2 separate regions of the Homo sapiens genome follow, and region 1 is linked to region 2. A link is a contact called in ENCODE Hi-C data. All regions are on one chromosome and are shown on one strand. Each heading gives the region's core, a stretch centred on a gene start or an enhancer-like site at or near the end of the contact. The rest is flanking DNA. Distances are from core to core; before and after follow the strand shown. Region 1 overlaps LOC105370834 (a long non-coding RNA gene). Region 2 has its middle 31 kb from the start of GCOM1.

Region 1 (4,076 bases), core at 856-3,355, 190 kb before region 2:
GCATGACAGCCCCCGATCCCTGACTCTTTCTCCCACTAGATTCAGGGTAGGAACTGAATCTCATTCACAGTTGGAACCCCTGGCCCTGGCCTAGGGTCTGAATCACAGAAGGTGCACGACATAGACTTGCTGGACTGCTCACATTCTGAGCCCCAAAGGCCCTGAGGAAGCAGATAAAGGATCTTCTAATCCAAGGCAGGTTGGACACCCTGAGAGCCCTCAGCATACATCAGTGAGGCCCGTAAGGAAAAGGATGCAAAACAGTGGTACCCAGAGCCTGGAAAAACCAGCAGAGGACCTGCGTCCTACTCACACAGATTTAATATGGACATCACATTCTGCTACTTCCTGCTCACTCTCAGGGACAAAGCTGCCCAAATAACCAAGCCTATGCTCCTTCCACCATGTCTTAGTCCACTTACGCTACTATCGCAAACACCAGACTGGGTCACTTGTAAAGAACAGAAAGTTATTGCTCACAGTTCTGAAGGCTGGAAGTCCAAGATCCAGGCACCAGCATGTGGGGTCTGATGAGGGCTACATCCTCACGCAGTGGAAGAGCAAGCAAGCCCAAAGCTCGCAAAGCCTCTTTTATTCATGAGGGAGGAGCCCTCATGGCCTAATCATCTCCTAAAGGCCCCTCATAACATCACATTAGCAACACCTGAATTTGAGAGGCAACCTAGTCAAGCCAACAGCAACCTCTATCAGATCCCCACCCCCCACCAGACCGGCCCCTACATACTTTCCAACATTTTGCCCCACTATTCGCTTCGTTTGCCCACAGTCCAACCAAAGAAAGGCTCAGCTTCCCTATACATTCCCCAGCAGGGCCCAGCTTCTGTTTGCCTGTGCAATGCCTTCCCATCCCCCCCAGCTCACTCTGCAAATGTCCCACCTCTTTCTTACCGCCTCAGCTCCAGTACTACTTCTACATGAAGTCTTCCCGGCTTCCTCCAACTGGAAGCAACAGCTCCTCCCTTGCTTGTCTCTCCTGAAATAGTGTCCCTTTCTAGCATACCTTCCCGTTTTCTATATATTTGTCCTATTCCTAGGCCCTTCGTGGGAAGACACATTATCTGCTTTACAGCACAGAACCTTGCACCATGGCAGGCTCAAAGATATATAGTAAATTCCCTACTTAATTAGGAAGTAAGCAACATTGTAAGACCATGGACTGTGAGTTGGAGCAAATGATAATAACAATAACCACCACAACAGCAATCATGCCTCTGTTTGTGGAGTCTTTATACCTTATACACACCTTTACCTTCGCAAATATTAACCAGTCAAGTCTCACGAATATCTCTAGGGTGGGCAGCATAAATTCTATTCTCCCCAGTTTGCAGGTTGGTGGTGAGTCTCTGGGAGGCCCAGTGACTTACTTAAGGCACCACAACCAGCCACGGGTAGGGCTGGGCCTGCAATCAGGCCTTCTACATCCAAGTCTGACCTTGTTTCATGACACCATGTTGATAACAACACTCTGGTCCACTCTTGCTTTTTCAATAAGAAACCTACAAGGAGCGTGTATGCACCTGCAGTTCCAGATCCAAACGAGCCTGGGGCACAGGGAGGAGGCAGCCTTCACTGGGAGGTCTCCGCTCAGCCAGGCTCCCGGCACCACGTACCCACTGAGCTTTATTCCCTACCATTGATGTTGCCAGCTCTGGCCCTGGGTCTGAGGAGCAACACTGCTGCAGCCGCCAGCTGGCAACTGCCCAGCACTGGGCAGGACCCATCCTTTGCCCCCTTCCCCGGCTGCCTAAGACACGCATTCGCACTACCTCCATGTACCAAAAAATAAAAATAAAAAATAAAAAATAAAGGGAAAAAGAAAAAGAAAGTCTGGTTTTGCTTAATTTTAATCCTGGAAATGGAGAAACACACTTTGCTTTTGCTTTTGGTTTCTCACCAAAAGGCCGTAGGAGTTTACAGCAGCTGACTCCTACAGGACCCCAGCATTTCCTTAGATGGGCAATCAGAGCGGCCGCCCACTGTGTGCAGAGACACTGGCTCCAGCTCCCCCAACAGGCTCTGCGAGCCCTGCACTCAGTCCTGCAGCGCAGAAGCCTTCTCCGGAGGAAGGCTAGCTCCTCCTGAAGACAGTGGGTGAGACAACACTGCCCATCTGGGAACCCACGGGGCCTCTGGGAAGCCCATGGGGCCCCTCTGCTGTGGATGAACCTGGTGGTGCATTCTTCCCAGGGCCAGGACTAGGGGGAGCAAGTGAGGCACGCTCCTTGGTGTAAAATTGAAGGGGGCACCGAAAAATGCAGTGATCAAGAGACATACCATTTAAATGCAACAGCAAGAAATGAACATTAATGCCAAAAAATAACATGACGAATCAAGGAGCAAACTTCCTCACAGTAAAAAGCCATAAGGAACAGAAGCAAGGTAAATATAATACCCAAGAGCCAATTTAATCTCAAGTAAAGTTTCAGAGCAAAATTTTATATTACTGGGGACAAAAGGGTAGGTACATCAATGGAGACATTCCCACCTTTAGCAGTGCTGACCTTGCTCCTATCATACCTGGGGCTGGGCAGGCAAGAATGGAGGGAGCAGGAAGGGGAGTCAGCTTAGGTAGGAAATGTCATAAGCAAAGCCTGGGTGGACATCACCTCAAAATATTGCTAGGGCACAAATTCAAATAATCCCTTTCATTCTTTTTTTGTTTGTTTGTTTTTGTTTTTGAGACAGAGTCTTGCTGTGTCACCCAGGCTGGACTGCAGTGGTGCAATCTGGGCTCACTGCAACCTCCGCCTCCCAGGCCCAAGTGATTCTCAAACCTCAGCCTCCAGAGCAGCTCAAATCTTCTCTTTCATTCTGATGAGAAAACTCTGCCTTATTCTTTGAGCTTGTGGCAGTTGTCTGTAGTAGCAATCAGAGGGTTAATTGAATATAATGAAGATATAGAGGAGGACACATCAGTTAATTAACTTAGGAGAAAACATTCCCAGGGTTTTGATTTACTTCACAGGAAGAAGCAAAATATTGGACATCTTCTATTATTTCACTCTTGCCTAGAGAGTAAATGTGAGATAAACTTGCCGAAAATTCCAAAAAGGTTGCTATAATCCCTAGCCATCTCAGGGGTGATGTTTTCATTACAGGGAATAAAAGGTTGTCTTTAAAATGCAAACACACCCTGAGTAATCCTCTCAGGAATCTACTTTGAAGCCACTAGATCTTACCATTTTGGTTCTGGGGCTTCTGAAGAAAATTGCAAAGGAAAGAACTAATTCCTTTTTTTTTTTTTTCTTTAATTGGAAAAGTTTTTGAACCAACCTGCTTCCATGATGGGCAGTGAGATGTTTGCTGTGCTGCTGACATCTACTGAGAGACTGTGAAATAGCAGTTCGGGAAGTAAAGGAAATCAAAGCTCCTCTTGAGAAAGCTCTGTCTCTAACAGGTGATGCCATCTGTAGCACATCATCGACCTTTGAGCAAGCACTCATCAATTTCCACAGAATGTCAGGATCCTGGAATGTTCACCCAGGCAGCTTGGAAAAAGGAATGGGGCTGCAGCCATTGTGGGGACAGCAGTCTCCCTTCTAGCACTCTCTGCAAAAGGAAAGGAAACGCTTCTTAGAGCTTGATACCAATTTTCACACTCAGTCCCCTTAGCACCCTTCCAGCTTAGTATTAGTAACTCATTGTACAGATGCAAAAACTCAAATCCACAAATGTCCCGTGGCTTATCTAAAGCTACACAGCTAGAAAGTGTCAGGACGGGAATGAAACACAGAGAGTGACCTGTCTCTGCGCCTGTGCCCTGTCCATACTTTCTGTCCCCAAGAGAGCAACACCATAGATCCAAACCAAAACCCCAAAAAGCCCAACTCTAGGAAATGCACAGGCTCCACTTCACTCCCAGGAGATTCCTATGGATCTATGGAAGAAAATGAGGCAGTGACCGAGGAATTTAAACTCTGGGGTGAAATCATTTCCTCCCAATTATTCTTCGTCTAATGACAAAGATGCACCACTAAAAAAGTGACCTATGCCCTCTAACCTCTGAGAAGATCTGAGTCACATGGCAATTCTATTTGTAACATTACAAGATTATA
Region 2 (4,127 bases), core at 485-2,984:
AGCCTGCTATAGGAGTACATGAGAGGGGGACCACACTTAAGCACAGCCCATTTAAAATGCTTTAATTGCCTATCTGTGCAATAAGACTGAACCAAATGAATATTGACAAATCCGCTAACATAATCTAGTCTTGCCTTGCATTTATAAAGGTTAGGACCCAGAATTATAATGTTCTGTTTAATTTCAAATGCCTGCTGTCTGACAGGGGCTTTCTCCCGAGAGAGAAAGGCGTGGTTCTTTCCCTCAAGGGGCTCCCACCCTGGTGTGAAGAGACACACACATCACAATGTCAAAGCCTCGAGGGAGGCACGGGCCTGCCTGGGGATAGCCAGAAGGTCCTGCTCCCACCAGCACCTTCACTTTTAGAGCAAGGAGGGAGTGACCAGCATGGACTAGACAGAGGGGGAGAGGTCAGGAGTTAACTCACAACCAATGTTAAAAATGGACTTAAAGAAGAAAAGGATGTTAGCCTGGAGAAGAAAGAACTTAGAAGGGGCCTAAGAGCCTTTTTGACTATAGAGCCACAATGAGGAAAATGGGGAGAGTGGGTCAGTGCCACACATCCCCAGCAGCAGGCAGAGCAGAGATGATCACATCTAATATCACAATCACTTCTGAAATTCTACAAAAATCCACAAAAGAGAGTACAGGAAGAAACCACACACAGGGCCAACAAAGGATGGGATGAATTCAGGAAGATAGGAGAGTGGGGGATGAACTTCCACCGCTGGGTAATAAGGGAAGCAGGGACGTGAGGACAGACGTTCATGCCTTCCCACAGGAGGCCTTGGAGCTGCCGACAAGGCATCTCCCAGATGACGGAGCAGGCGTGGCAGGACGCCATCTCGCTCAGGGCAGCACCTGGTTAATGTCAGCACCGGGTCTGGTGAGGGCTGGTCTCTGCTGCGACATGGCAGGAAGTGTGCTGTGAGATCTGGTTAGAGGATGTCAAGAGGACCCCCTTGCCACAGCCTAACCAGTGTGTTCTGGACCCCACGTTTCCCTTTCCAAACTCTAATCCATCCTATCATTGCTCAGGGCTTTTTGATTCTGCTCCTTCCTCCCCTCCCCACACACATAGAACCTTTTATTCCAAAATCTAGCAGTACATCATTGGTTAGTAGAAAATAACTCTCAGAGCCGGGCGCGGTGGCTCACGCCTGTAATCCCAGCACTTTGGGAGGCCTAGGTGGGTGGATCACTTGAGATCAGGAGTTCGAGACCAGCCTGACCAACATGGAGAAACCCCGTCTCTACCAAAAAATATAAAATTAGCCAGGCATGGTGTCGCATGCCTCTAATCCCAGCTACTCAGGAGGCTGAGGCAGGAGTATCACTTGAACCTGGCAGGTGGAAGTTGTGGTGAGCCGACATCGCACCATTGCACTCCAGCCTGGGCAACAAGAGTGAAACTCCTTCTAAAAAAAAAAAAAAGGAAGAAAAAGAAAATAACTCTCATAACTTAAAAACAAAAATCAACAAACAAACCCCCCCCTCAAAAAAAAATCCTATAACATAAACTTCCCAACCATCTAAAAACCCAAACTCAAAACGTGTTTCTTTTGTCTTCCCTTCTTGAAGGAAGTAGGTCTGCACGGGCCTCCCCATCTCCTAGAGCTCGTACACAGCTATGAACCTGCTCTCAACAATGACTGGACACTTCCTCTTGGTTCATGGAAAAATTTGCTCGTAATTTTCCAGTCTGACTCAAGCTATCAGCTGGCGATACAGTTTTTTGCCAGCTTTACAGTCATTACATTACTCAAACAGAAACCCTTTTGCAGGTGACCTTGAAAGTTATTAAAAACTATTCTCTTTTTGAAGGAAGGACTTGTTGGGGGCGCCTGGTAGAGAGAGGATGTCTCGACTGGGTCTGGTGGTGACGACATCCTGGAAAAGGAACAAGATCCAAGTCACCAATCATTCTCTTATACAACGCATCCTTGAATTTTGAAGAGCCTGATATTGTGGATGGTTTGTATTGTCATTTGGCAGCAAAAATAACCTACATTGAATACACAGAAATAGTCCTCCACAGCCTCTGCCCGGGCTTTCCAGGTTTGACCACTGTGCAGTGCCTGTGATGCTCTCTGCTGCCACCCAGTGGATATACTGAGAAAGGTCAGGTAGGATGTTTAAACCCAGAGGTTCTCAGTGTGGTCCCCAGACCAGCAGCATTGGCATCAAATTCTTGGCTGCCCTAGAAACTCTGGGAGTGGGGCCAGCAGTCTATGTTTTCACAAGCCCTCAAGGTTATTCTGATGCACACTGAAGTTTGAGAAACACTAGTGTAGACTAGGTAGTAATTTGCACCCAGGGATGTGTGAAATGGATCATCAGATTTCTCCATTGGGAGAAGTCGATTGTCCTTATTGATGATCAAGGATCACATCTTTTATAGGAACTAATTTCACTGGCTATTTTAAAAAAATTACTCGTCTTCTCAGAAATGACAAGAAGGCATAAACCCCAACTCCTCTGTTTTTTATCCAGAATCTCCTGATTATAAGCAGCTACTGCTGCCTTGTTACTAAGAGTGGTATTCAAGGTTCTCCAAAAATATGGATCCAAACGTGTTTTCCAGTCTCACCTCCAGTAATTCTCCACTTCATTTACTCAAGATTTTAATGCAACTGGCTGATCCTCTGAGCCCAGCTTTCATCCCCGTGTTCCCTCTGTTTTTTCCACCAAAGATGCACCCTTCTAGGAGATTAAAATTTCATAATAAACAGTTCTAAATTTTCAAGCCCATTTTAAAGCCCTTTCGAATGCCATTTCCTCTATGAATTCTGCCCTGATTGCTCCATCCAATGACAGCCGTTCCCATCATGAACCTCCGCCACACTTCATCTATACCTCTTTTATAGTGCTTTAAATTCCATCCCTTGTTTTTTTAGTGCTCGGTGGACATTTCTGATCCCGTTGGGTCCAGAACTGAGCCTTACTCATCTCAGCATAAGCCAGTGCAGACTAGGTGCATAGTGACTGCCCTTTGAAAGGTATGCATGAATAACATAGGTCTCTCACAAAATAGCAGTTCACAATAAATGTTGGAATTCAATTTGTTGCAATGCGAATATTGCAACAGTTCACCTAAGAGTAACATAGGAACACCAGATCACCTGGGCAACACTGGGAAGGCAAAGCTTCGTTTTGTCCAAAGTCCTCTTTGGGACTTCACCACTGATGGGTGGGGCCCTGGATTACAGGAGCCACTAATCTACTCCTGTGCCACATTTGGGCCAGAAGCGTCCAACAGCTCCCCCTGCTGTCCACCTCGGCTATTACATCAGGACTGTGAAGGCTTCCATCATCACCCATCAGTCTCTTCTTTAAAGAGCCCACCTGAGATCCCAGAAAACCGCATTTCTGCAGCCACTACTAACACCTGGTTGAAAATGCTGTTCCCCCCATCCCCCCAACAGACCCAGAGCCTTTGGTCCAAATCTCCTGTTGCCATCTCAGGAAGATGAGATCTGGCAATATTTCCCTCCCAGGCCACATCCCCCACTGGCTCCCATCCTCACTACCTTCCCCAATAAGTGTTCATATGTTTAGAGTTTTGACCACTGTGGACCTGTTAGGGAAGAGAGATGCACTGAGCCTGACAATGCAGCTGGGGGTAGGGTGCCCTTTAAAGAGAACCAGAAAAGCAGTGGGAAGCCAGAGGGCGAGGGATCCAGGAGTCCCCGAGAAAAATGTACAAGAAGCAGAAGAAACAAAATAAACTAGAAACAGTGACTGCCTCTGAGTAGAGCCTGGAGAAATGAGCGCCAAGGATGGAAGACTCACTTTTCATTGTTTTACCCTCCTGTACTATCTGCATTTATTTTATGTGCTACTCAAAAACCACACTAGACAATAAATAAAAAATTAAAAAGACTCACAAAACGACAATTTCTAAAAGAAACTTCACTAACAATATAAAAAGACTGCCCTGATGAAAGAAAGATTAGTCTATTATTCGGGAAGAAATGTTAATAATCAAAGCTGAGGGGAGAGAGAAAGGGAGAAACTGCCACATTTGTAATTTCTTGGGTCTGTACAAACTAGTAAACCCTTCTGAAAAGCAACTTGGGAACTGTATTAGTCCGTTCTCACACTGCTACAAAGAACTACCTGAGACT

What was found. Hi-C counts contacts between places; a loop is a spot of excess contacts on that map. Pooled maps may share reads with other maps.
Region 1: a pooled map shows a loop between it and region 2 (9-fold over the local background). The contact joins two enhancer-like sites. A Hi-C loop is called at or near these places in 3 of 168 maps with a recorded cell type or tissue (K562, colonic mucosa and uterus) and 5 of 50 pooled maps.

What each region holds. Positions count from the first base shown.
Region 1 is chr15:57,750,665-57,754,740 of GRCh38, reverse strand. LOC105370834 (a long non-coding RNA gene) reads right to left here. Exons shown (of 6, transcript XR_001751554.3): 4 at 3,295-3,570. Among named protein-coding and RNA genes, the nearest start is that of POLR2M, 46 kb to the right of the region's middle. RefSeq lists enhancers at 1,761-2,357, 2,780-3,532. Within about 2 kb of position 2,105, at least 2 of the 41 ENCODE cell types and tissues checked have a DNase peak (open chromatin) inside an H3K27ac peak, as active enhancers do; they include uterus, where a contact is called at or near this core.
Region 2 is chr15:57,559,143-57,563,269 of GRCh38, reverse strand. No RefSeq gene overlaps it. Among named protein-coding and RNA genes, the nearest start is that of GCOM1, 31 kb to the left of the region's middle. Within about 2 kb of position 1,734, at least 16 of the 41 ENCODE cell types and tissues checked have a DNase peak (open chromatin) inside an H3K27ac peak, as active enhancers do; they include uterus, where a contact is called at or near this core.